Regions from separate parts of the Homo sapiens genome. Here region 1 is linked to region 2. Evidence: chromatin contacts called from ENCODE Hi-C or POLR2A ChIA-PET data. All regions are on one chromosome and are shown on one strand. The core of a region is the stretch at or near the end of the contact, and the rest is flanking DNA. Distances in the headings are between cores, read along the strand shown. Region 1 holds the start of ZNF566 (zinc finger protein 566). Region 2 holds the start of ZFP30 (ZFP30 zinc finger protein).

Region 1 (4,847 bases), core at 176-2,675, 1.2 Mb before region 2:
GCAGTGGTATGATCATGGCTTCCTGCAGCTGCAAAGCACTGGGCTCAAGCGATCCTCTCATCTCAACCTCCTGAGTAGCTAGGACTTATAGGTGCCAGCCACCATGCCCGGCTAATTTTTTATGTATGTATGTATTTATGGTAGAGTTAGGGTCTCACTATGTTGCCCAGGCTGGTCTCCAGCTCCTGGCCTCAAGTGATCCTCTCACCTTGGCCTGGCAAAGTGCTGGGATTACACGCATGAGCCTCCACACTTGGCCTACAAAAATTTTTTTAACTCTTGGAACTATGCTTTGGTAGGGATATGGAGCAATAAGATATTTCAAACATTGCTGTTCAAGTACAAATTTGTGCAGCCACTCGGGTATATATTTTGACACTGTTTAGTAAAGTGGAAGATATATGAACCGGCAATTCTGCTGGTAAATAAACTCAAGCATGTGTACCCCATGTGAAAGAATGTGGCTGTGTTGTTTATAAAATGAAAAGCTATAAATAACTAATAGGGCATCATTACTAGAAAGGATGAATAATTGTGGTATACTTCAGAAGGGAGAATATAGCAAAGAAATTGAATTAACCGCGATTTTATCTAATAGGGATGATTCACAGAATTGTAAAAATAAACCAAAGACAGTATGACAACATTCATATAAAGTTTTAAAACGGGGAAAAACTGGAGTATAATGCCTAGAGAAGTATACGTAAGTGATAAAACCTCACACTGTGTGACTTACCCTGCCACACAAACCTGATCACACTCCCACCATGGGGACATTCAGCTACAGACAATCCACGCCCAAAGCAACAGGGTCGCACACGCAGGGCCTCTATCGGTCACATAAGCACAAGTGCACGCTTACCGAGGAGGCAGTCACAGTCACAACCACATTGTCACAGTCGGCGCACACCTGTACCGGGTCACAGTCACGATCACACATTAACCACAGCCACACACACAGATAGAAACATGCAGTTACTCGCAGGTATCCCCACCTGAACTCTGCCGCACACAGTCACACAGCATATAGTCGCACACCACTACGGGGACAAACGCAGTAACACTCAACCAGGCACAAGCTCCCCACAGCCGCACACACAATGCCGCACGTGGTCCTGCTCCCTCTCACACACACACCAGCAGCCACAGTCTCCGAGGCCGTGCTGCACACGGTGTGAGCGTTGGAAACACACTCATCACAAGGGCAGCCTGTCACAATCGCGCGATCATTCACCACACACCTCCACACAGACGCAAGCGCACGCTTTCAATCTCACCTCCACCGCCGCACAAAGCCGAGGCTTGGCCCCCGGCCCCGCCCTCTCCCGGGTTTCTCACCTCAGGCCTTACCAGCTTTCGAAGCAGCAGAACCCTCCCCGGCACTGGGGTAGTTGCTGGTAAAGCCCTGAGGGTCCCGCCAGCGCGTGAGTTGGAAGCTGAATTACCGCGAGAAGTACAGTCTTGCCGAGGAGACCTCTGGGAAGCGTAGTCAGAGACGTATCAAGGCCGGACAAGATGGTTCCCGATCGTCAGAATTCCTGTCCGCGCCTTGCGTCAGCCCCGCCGAAAGGATCGCCCCCCCTAGTCAAACCGCTCGCGCCCCAGAGGCCTCATGGAGTCCCGCCTCAGGCTCGGGCCTTGGCCCCCAAAGAAAGCCACTCCGACGTGTTTGAGATGGGCTTAGTTCCCGGACCCGTCCTACTGCCCCCAGGCGCTGGACAGCCTCAGAAAGAGGACAAGTCTGCATGGAAAGATAATCGCACAACTGAGCCTTCTGGGAGATGTAGTTCGGAGCTGGGAAGGCGGTTGGACCCTCCGAAAGTCATCTTAATTGCTCTCACAGATAAGCCGGTGCTGGGCTGCCGGCCTGAGTACTGTGCGCCCAGAGTGCGCAGGCGCAAACATCCTGGGTTGCTGTTTTGGCCTCTTTGTTCGGGCGTGAATTTTGTTTATTGCTCCTTAGTGCAGAGGGGTTATGGGACCAGAGGTTGTGAGACTCAGAAGTGGTTGGGGACGCAGAAGGGGTGTAGACCAGGAACCTGCGACCTGATGGGGGGAGGTCGAAGGGAAAGGAATCGCCAAACGTGGGACAGGTTTGGAGAGGCAGAAAGAGAGGAGTCTGAAATTGCAAAGGGCAGGTGTTATTCTGACTTCTGTGTGCTTTGTGATAAATGAGTGGGGCAGGAAGTAAGAGGAGTTTCACTTTCTCCTTCTGCAATTATTTGTGTACTTGGACTAAGTGTATCTCATGGCCAGTATTTGACTGCTTTTGACCTATAAAGGTATTGTATACACAGTCATGCATAGTTTAATAATAAGGATATATGCTCTCCCCACGGTCTCCCTCTCCCTCTCTTTCCACGGTCTCCCTCTGATGCCGAGCCAAAGCTGGACTGTACTGCTGCCCTCTCGGCTCACTGCAACCTCCCTGCCTGATTCTCCTGCCTCAGCCTGCCGAGTGCCTGCGATTGCAGGCGCGCGCCGCCACGCCTGACTGGTTTTCGTATTTTTTTGGTCTCCACCAAACACAGGGTTTCGCTGTGTTGGCCGGGCTGGTCTCCAGCTCCTAACCGCGAGTGGTCCGCCAGCCTCGGCCTCCCGAGGTGCCGGGATTGCAGACGGAGTCTTGTTCACTCAGTGCTCAATGGTGCCCAGGCTGGAGTGCAGTGGCGTGATCTCGGCTCGCTACAACCTCCTCCCAGCCGCCTGCTTTGGCCCCCCAAAGAGCCGAGATTGCAGCCTCTGCCCCGCCGCCACCCCATCTGGGAAGTGAGGAGCTTCTCTGCCTGGCCGCCCATCGTCTGGGATGTGAGGAGCCCCTCTGCCTGGCTGCCCAGTCTGGAAAGTGAGGAGCGTCTCTGCCAGGCCGCCCATCGTCTGGGATGTGGGGAGCGCCTCTGCCCCGCCGCCCCGTCTGGGATGTGAGGAACGCCTCTGCCTGGCCGCGACCCCGTCTGGGAGGTGAGGAGCGTCTCTGCCCGGCCGCCCCGTCTGAGAAGTGAGACCCTCTGCCTGGCAACCGCCCCGTCTGAGAAGTGAGGAGCCCCTCCGCCCGGCAGCCGCCCCGTCTGAGAAGTGAGGAGCCCCTCCGTCCGGCAGCCACCCCGTCTGGGAAGTGAGGAGCGTCTCCGCCCGGCAGCCACCCCATCCGGGAGGGAGGTGGGGGTCACCCCCGCCAGGCCAGCCGCCCCGTCCGGGAGGGAGGTGGGGGGGTCAGCCCCCCGCCCGGCCAGCCGCCCCGTTCGGGAGGGAGGTGGGGGGGTCAGTCCCCCGCCCGGCCAGCCGCCCCGTCCGGGAGGCGAGGGGCGCCTCTGCCTGGCCACCCCTACTGGGAATTGAGGAGCCCCTCTGCCCGGCCAGCCGCCCCGTCCGGGAGGGAGGTGGGGGGGGGTCAGCCCCCCGCCCGGCCAGCCTCTCCGTCCGGGAGGTGAGGGGCGCCTCTGCCCGGCCGCCCCTACTGGGAAGTGAGGAGCCCCTCTGCCTGGCCACGACCCCATCTGGGAGGTGTACCCAACAGCTCATTGAGAACGGGCCATGATGACAATGGCGGTGTTGTGGAATAGAAAGGCGGGAAAGGTGGGGAAAAGATTGAGAAATCGGATGGTTGCCGTGTCTGTGTAGAAAGACGTAGATATGGGAGTCTTTTCATTTTGTTCTGTACTAAGAAAAATTCTTCTGCCTTGGGATCCTGTTGATCTGTGACCTTACCCCCAACCCTGTGCTCTCTGAAACATGTGCTGTGTCCACTCAGGGTTAAATGGATTAAGGGCGGTGCAAGATGTGCTTTGTTAAACAGATGCTTGAAGGCAGCATGCTCGTTAAGAGTCATCACCACTCCCTAATCTTAAGTACCCAGGGACACAAACACTGCCGAAGGCCGCAGGGTCCTCTGCCTAGGAAAACCAGAGACCTTTGTTCACTTGTTTATCTGCTGACATTCCCTCCACTATCGTCCTATGACCCTGCCAAATCCCCCTCTGCAAGAAACACCCAAGAATGATCAATTAAAAAAAAATAAATAAATAAATAATAAGGATATATTCTGGCCGGGTGCGGTGGTTCACGCCTGAAATCCCAGCACTTTGGGAGGCTGAGGGGTTTGAGACCAGCCTGGGCAACATGGTGTAAACCCCGTCTATACTAAAAATGCAAAAATTAGCCGGGCATGGTGGTGCGCGCCTGTAGTCCCAGCTACTCGGGAGGCTGAGGCAGGAGAATCGCTTGAACCCAGGAGGCAGAGGTTGCAGTGAGCCAAGATTGCACCACTGCACTCCAGCCTGGGCGACAGAGTGAGACTCGGTCTCAAAAAAAAAAAGGATACATTCTGAGAAATGCATTGTTGGGCAATTTCATCATTATGGAGTGTACTGACACAAACCTAGATGGTATAGCTGACTGAACACTTAGGCTACATGGTATAACCTGTTGCTCCTAAACTACAAAGCTATACAGTATGTTACTGTACTGAATACAGTTGGAACACTGTAGGGACCAGCCCTACAAGGTCTGTGGGTTTTTCTCCCTGTGTGCAGAGACTAGAGGTGGTAGAAATAAAGACACAAGACAAAGAGATAAAAGACACCTGGGCCCGGGTGAGCCACTACCACCAAGACACAGAGACTGATAGTGGCCCCGAATGCCAGGCTGCACTGTTATTTATTGGATACAAGACAAGGGGGGCAGGGTAAGGAGTGTGAGCCATCTCCAATGATAGGTAAGGTCACGTGGGTCACGTGTCCACTGGACAGGGGGCCCTTCCCTGTTTGGCAGCTGAAGCGGAGAGAGAGAGAAGACAGCTTACGCATTATTTCTGCATATCAGAGACTTTTAGTACTTTCACTAATTTT
Region 2 (5,307 bases), core at 525-3,024:
CATTTCTAGACAGTGAGAATCAATGTTGTTGGAGCTTATACAACTCTGATAATACCATGAAATGATAGACTTCCTCGCTCCACTGAAAAAATTAACCATTTACAAATACATACAACAATTCTGTATATAATCTTAAAATATCTTTGTTGCCCTGAAAGCTCATAAACAGAGTCCAAGGACTTATGTTACCAATCCCTGTTCTGGTCCACTGCAGGGTCTGGCTCATTTTCCTGCTTGCAAGCATCCATCATAATTACCTTCACATTTGCATTGGTCTTGGAAATACACAAAGCTGATAGGAAATGACTGAGCATCATCATTTTAATACCAGTAGCTAGTATGAATTAAGGACTCACTATGTGCCAGGCACTCTCCTAAGAGCTTCACAAATATTAATTCATGTAATCTTCAAAACAACACCGTAAAGTATACACTATTACAATTCTGAGGAAATTGAAGCACAGATTGCTTAAACTCGTTCAGATTTAAGTGGCAGTCAGGATTCAATTCCACTTAATCTAGGCTCGAAATTCTTAACCACTACACTACACCTCCCTCAGTCGATCCAAGATATACCCAAAATAAACTCATGCTGCCAGACCTCAAACCACATCTGGCTGGTACCAAAAACTTCCACTCATGAATTTCCTGGAAAAAAAGAAATCTCCACTCCTACCCCAGAACCATTAAACATATCTAAACCCTAAAAAACAAATAAAAACAAAGTATGAACATTAATCTCCAGCACGGGTATTTCCATATCATCAAGATCCTTAGAAAAACAGCGCTCACAGAGTAATTGAATTTGCAGCCTACAGTTAACTAACCATGTGTCTAACTATAGAACAGCATGAAGTGGGCACTAACAACGGGAAATCTATTAATTAGGTCCCCTGCCGTTAACTAGGTAGGGAAATCCTAAGGCCCAAATCAATGAATAAATAGATCATTCCTAAGCAGGATTTTAAACGGAAGGAACTCGAATGCATTTCACAGAAACAAAGCAGCAGCACGAACTCACAGGGAACCGGCTTTTAGAAGAGCAGCAGCGATTCGTTTCTCCTTCTCAAGCGCCTTCTCTGGAAACTGGCAGGGCTGGGGAAGCAGGCAGAGTTCAGGACACCCCAGGCTTTTCTTGACTCGATTGGAACCCACCCTCCACGCTTCCCTGGCCCCAACTAACCGCCACCTGCATGCACAAATGGAAACGACAGGGCAGAGGGTCAGCAGTCACCCGCGTCTGGGTTCGCAGCTCCGGGTACGCTGTAGTTCCGCACCCGGTTGCCCACGCCCGGGACCACCCACTGTGTCTTTTCGGAACTGTCCAGCGTGTCCTCCTAGACCCCAGACACCCACCCCAAATCTAGGTCCCAGCGTTTTGCAGGGGACCTTCATCCTGGGGCGTTCACCTCTGACTTCCCTCTTGGGCCTTTTCGCTACGGCCGAGCCTAAGTGGCTGAAGCGCGGACGAGGATGCGCGGGGCCTCGGTCTCCAACTGCACCACAGGCCGCACCCACGAACCTGGTCCGGCACAGTTACTACCGCCCGGGCCTCCAGGCCTCAGGGCTGCAGAAGCTCAGTCCCGGGAAAAAAAGCACACCGGCCTGAGGCTCCACAGGAACCTTTTCTCCACCTTGGCCCGGCCTGCAAAACCTGGCCCACTCCGCGCTCTTTTCCCTCAGAAAAGCAGCGGCCACAGTGGCGCCCGGCTCCCAGCCCCAGCCTCACCCGACTCAGAGGATAGCCCAGCCCTGGGAGTCAGCGGCGCCAGAATACGGGAGAGCGCCTGTCTCCGTCGCGAATGCGCTAGCGCGCGGGGGGGCGGAGGCAAGTCCCGCAGCTGCTCCGGGCCGGGAGGGGCGCGTGGGGCCGGGTCTCGGCGGGGATAGTCGGGCCGGGGAGACGGAGCCAGAGGGGCCGCAGTGTCCCTCGCCTCAGGCCTCTACCTGTAATGGCCGCCCCGTGACTGACCAGTGCCATTAAAGATAATCCAGGCCTGCTCCCCTGTGGACACTGCGGTCCAAAATTTAAAAAAACAATATTCCGCCTTTTTATTTTTCATTTGGTTCTCGGCTCGGAGACAGGCGGAGGCTGCGAGCCCCGCCCCGCCCCCAGCGACGCCTCACCGGAACCTTTGGAAATCGGCTTCTGCCTCGAGTGCGCAAGCGCGCGGGGGGCGAACGCTGGGGCCCTTCAGGGAGCAAGGGAGAAGTGTGGGGCCGCACCTGCCGAGGGGTCGGGAGGTTTGGAGGAGGGTGGAGGTTGGCTACAGGATCCCGATGGGGATGGAGTGTTCAAATCTAGGCCTGTAGCCGTGACCCTGGCGTGAGTTGGATGGAGGAAACCCCAGTATCGCGAGCCTGGACCAAGGCGCGGCGCGTGCTGCCTGTGGTGTTTGCTGAGTGACGGCCGCCGCGCCCCCGCGTACCTGGACCGAGTGCCTGGCCGCTGGCGGAGTAGTGTTTCCGTGCACGGGGCTGCTGCGTGCGCGTGTGCCGTTCTCTAGCGGGGGATTAGGATGGTGCCGCAGAGAAGGCTGCGCGGTGGTGCCTGACTCTGACGCTGGCTGTAGCGGGTCTCTGGGGTCTTTGCGGTTTGTGTCTGCGTTTGTGACGTACCTGACATCGGATCTGTGACTGTGGCTCTGCCTCATCCAGCGTTATTTCCAGAATCCTTCTGATAGGGCAGCGCTTCTGGTTCTGGTTTTCCATGGAGACGGTTTGTGGGTCCCTATGAAACTGAGTGTTGGGATTTTGATTATCTGCATCTGGCCCTTGTGTGCCCTCAGGACTGTGGTGTTAGGCAAGTAAAATAATTGCAGGAAAAAAAATTGGAAAGGAATAAGGTTGCTATTACTTCCAAATGATGGAATTGTAGGACTGTGTCAGAAAATTGAATAGGACACCATGAAACGGGAGGGAGAGGCATTTTATTTTCTTCCATACCTGGTCTTGGAATATTCTAACAAATGAGATTTGTTTTTTCCCCTTTGTTCCTGGATGAACTCTTGGATAAATTCAATGTCTCCAAGCATTCTTGGATAGTAAGTTTCTTTGATCTTTAGTTGAAAGATCAGCCTCATTTTCGTAGCTAAAAATACCTTTAGTAATAAAAATGTTCATTGTAATACTTCATTTAAAATATTTAAAACTTTCTTCTTTCTCCTTGATCTCTTCCAGATATCTCAAGTTTTGGTTAAGTGAATATGTGGAGTATATGTACTAATTACGTCAATTATTTTCTCTTTAAAACCAAGTACATTTCTTACATGAGTTTGTTTATCAAGGATTTATTGGTTTTCTTTGTACTTGTTGCTATTTTTTAGAAATGTTCCAACAGATATGTTAAATGTTCATCGATTATTTTTTCAGTGGTTCAAACATCGGAGTAGAATCTCTCTTCCATTCTGTGGCTGCAATTGGACTGTACAGTTGTCCTAAAATTTACCGTCATTGTTTTCCTAAGTTTGATTCTTGTTTCCTAGAATTCAGCTAATTTTTGCTAAAGTTCTTTTCCAATAAGTTCCTTAAGATGCATGTATTAAAGATGTTTTTTAGTTCTTTCATGTTTGAAATTTTTTTTTTTTTTGAGACGGAGTCTCACTCTGTTGTCCAGGCTGGAGTGCAGTGGTGCAATCTTAGCTCACTACAACCTCTGCCTCCCCAGTTCAAGCGATTCTTCTGCCTCAGCCTCCCGAGTAGCTGGGATTAAAGACGTGCACCACCACGCCTGGCCATTTTTTTTTTTTTTTTTTTTTTTTTATAGTTTAAGTAGAGATGGGGTTTCACCATGTTGGCCAGGCTGATTTCGAACTCCAGACCTCGGGTGATTCGCCCACTTAGGCCTCCCAAAGTGCTGGGATTACAGGCGTGAGCTACCGCGCTGGGCCTGAAAATGTCTTTATTCTGCCTTCACACTTTGCCTAGATTCAGAATTTGGAGGCGTCACTTCACAGTGTTCTAGTAGCTAATGTTGTCAAGTCTAATACCAATTGTTTTCTGTTCCTTTTTAATTTCATGTCCCACTCCCACCAACGCCCAGATACCTATTGCCACCTGTAATCCACAATGCACTTACATTTCATAATTTATGCACTTGGCATGTATGTTTAAACATTTTTTTCTGCTAGTTATAGGGCAGCACTTTATAGGTCTGAACATTTTTCTTCCTCTTTTTCTTTTTTGACAGTCCTCTATCCTTCTGAATTTTTGTTCTCTTGTCCTGGAATTTGTATTTCATGGAAGGACTTTTCATGAGCTGTATGTTTTGTCTCCTATTTTTTCTCTTTTTCTCTTACTTTGGGAAATTTTGTTGACTTTACAGTACAATTGTATTTATTTTTAATTTGATAATCATTTCTAATTTCCAAGAGCTCCTTTATATTCTGTAATTTTTATTTCTTCATAGCCTTTCGTTTTTATTATGGATGCAATAAAACCTCTAATCTCTCAGAGGGCAATTAGTTTAAAGTTTTCTGGTGCTTTTTTTTTTAATCTATTTTTGTCTTTTATATCCAAATCAAATTCCCCCTTTACAAAAAAGTTTGAATTGTTCTCTTTTTATACTGGATACTTCCCTGAAATGTGTGGTAATCCTTGCCTCTAGTCATGGAGTGAATCTTCTCAACCTGACTTCAGAGCCAGCCGTTTCATTGGGAGATGTGAGCTGTTCTTTAGTTCCTCCTTTGAGGACAGTGAGTTAGTGATGTCTGAGACCTCAAAGACCTCTCAGAGGCCCCCAGTTTTGAGTGTAGTTTTTCATTTAGTTTGCCTATGACTCAGTTCTGTCTTTCTTTATGCAGGTATACATCCTCTCTGGGTCATTTTATCCACAGATCACCCCCCTACCCCAATTTAGTGTATTTGATCACATAAGAGAGGAAAAGTAAAAAAGGTGAACAGCCAGTTTGTGTTCAAACTTTCAACCAATCTCCTGTTTCCAGATCCACATCTCTCCAGGGTCATGCTCTTTGGTGCCTGAGCTTCCAGGGGTTTATGCATTGAATTGCCTCATTAATAGAAATCTGACTCCTAAGCCCTTTCATACCAGAATTCTTGGACAGTTCTCCTGTTTTTGTGTGTGCGTTTTTTTTTGTTGTTGTTGTTGTTTTGTTTTTGCAGTCTCCCTCCTCATTTTCTTTGGTTCTTACATGTTAATACTTTTTATATTCCTTTACTTAATATATTCATTTTAATATTTTTTTTTTGCAGAGGAGAAATGGGAAATCAATGCATCTACTTACTCTGTTTATGGAGAAGCCTTTCATTACTCTTTTAAGTAAGATTTTGCTTGTACCGGACTTTTTT

The links. Hi-C counts contacts between places; a loop is a spot of excess contacts on that map. ChIA-PET counts read pairs that join two places held with the same protein, here RNA polymerase II (POLR2A). Pooled maps may share reads with other maps.
Region 1: a pooled map shows a loop between it and region 2 (7-fold over the local background). The contact joins the promoter of ZNF566 here to the promoter of ZFP30 in region 2. A Hi-C loop is called at or near these places in 2 of 37 single-sample maps with no recorded cell type and 10 of 50 pooled maps. POLR2A ChIA-PET finds 5 or more read pairs at or near these places in 1 of 52 experiments (Caco-2).

The regions. Positions count from the first base shown.
Region 1 is chr19:36,488,136-36,492,982 of GRCh38, forward strand. It overlaps ZNF566 (zinc finger protein 566), which reads right to left and starts at 1,426. Exons shown (of 5, transcript NM_001145344.1): 1 at 1,351-1,426. It overlaps ZNF566-AS1 (ZNF566 antisense RNA 1), which reads left to right and starts at 1,492. Exons shown (of 1, transcript NR_036504.1): 1 at 1,492-2,905. RefSeq lists enhancers at 522-1,409, 716-795, 1,356-1,915, 1,410-2,295.
Region 2 is chr19:37,653,691-37,658,997 of GRCh38, forward strand. It overlaps ZFP30 (ZFP30 zinc finger protein), which reads right to left and starts at 1,775. Exons shown (of 6, transcript NM_001320669.3): 1 at 1,730-1,775; 2 at 1,022-1,189. RefSeq lists a silencer at 1,731-1,920 and enhancers at 1,944-2,931, 2,331-2,380.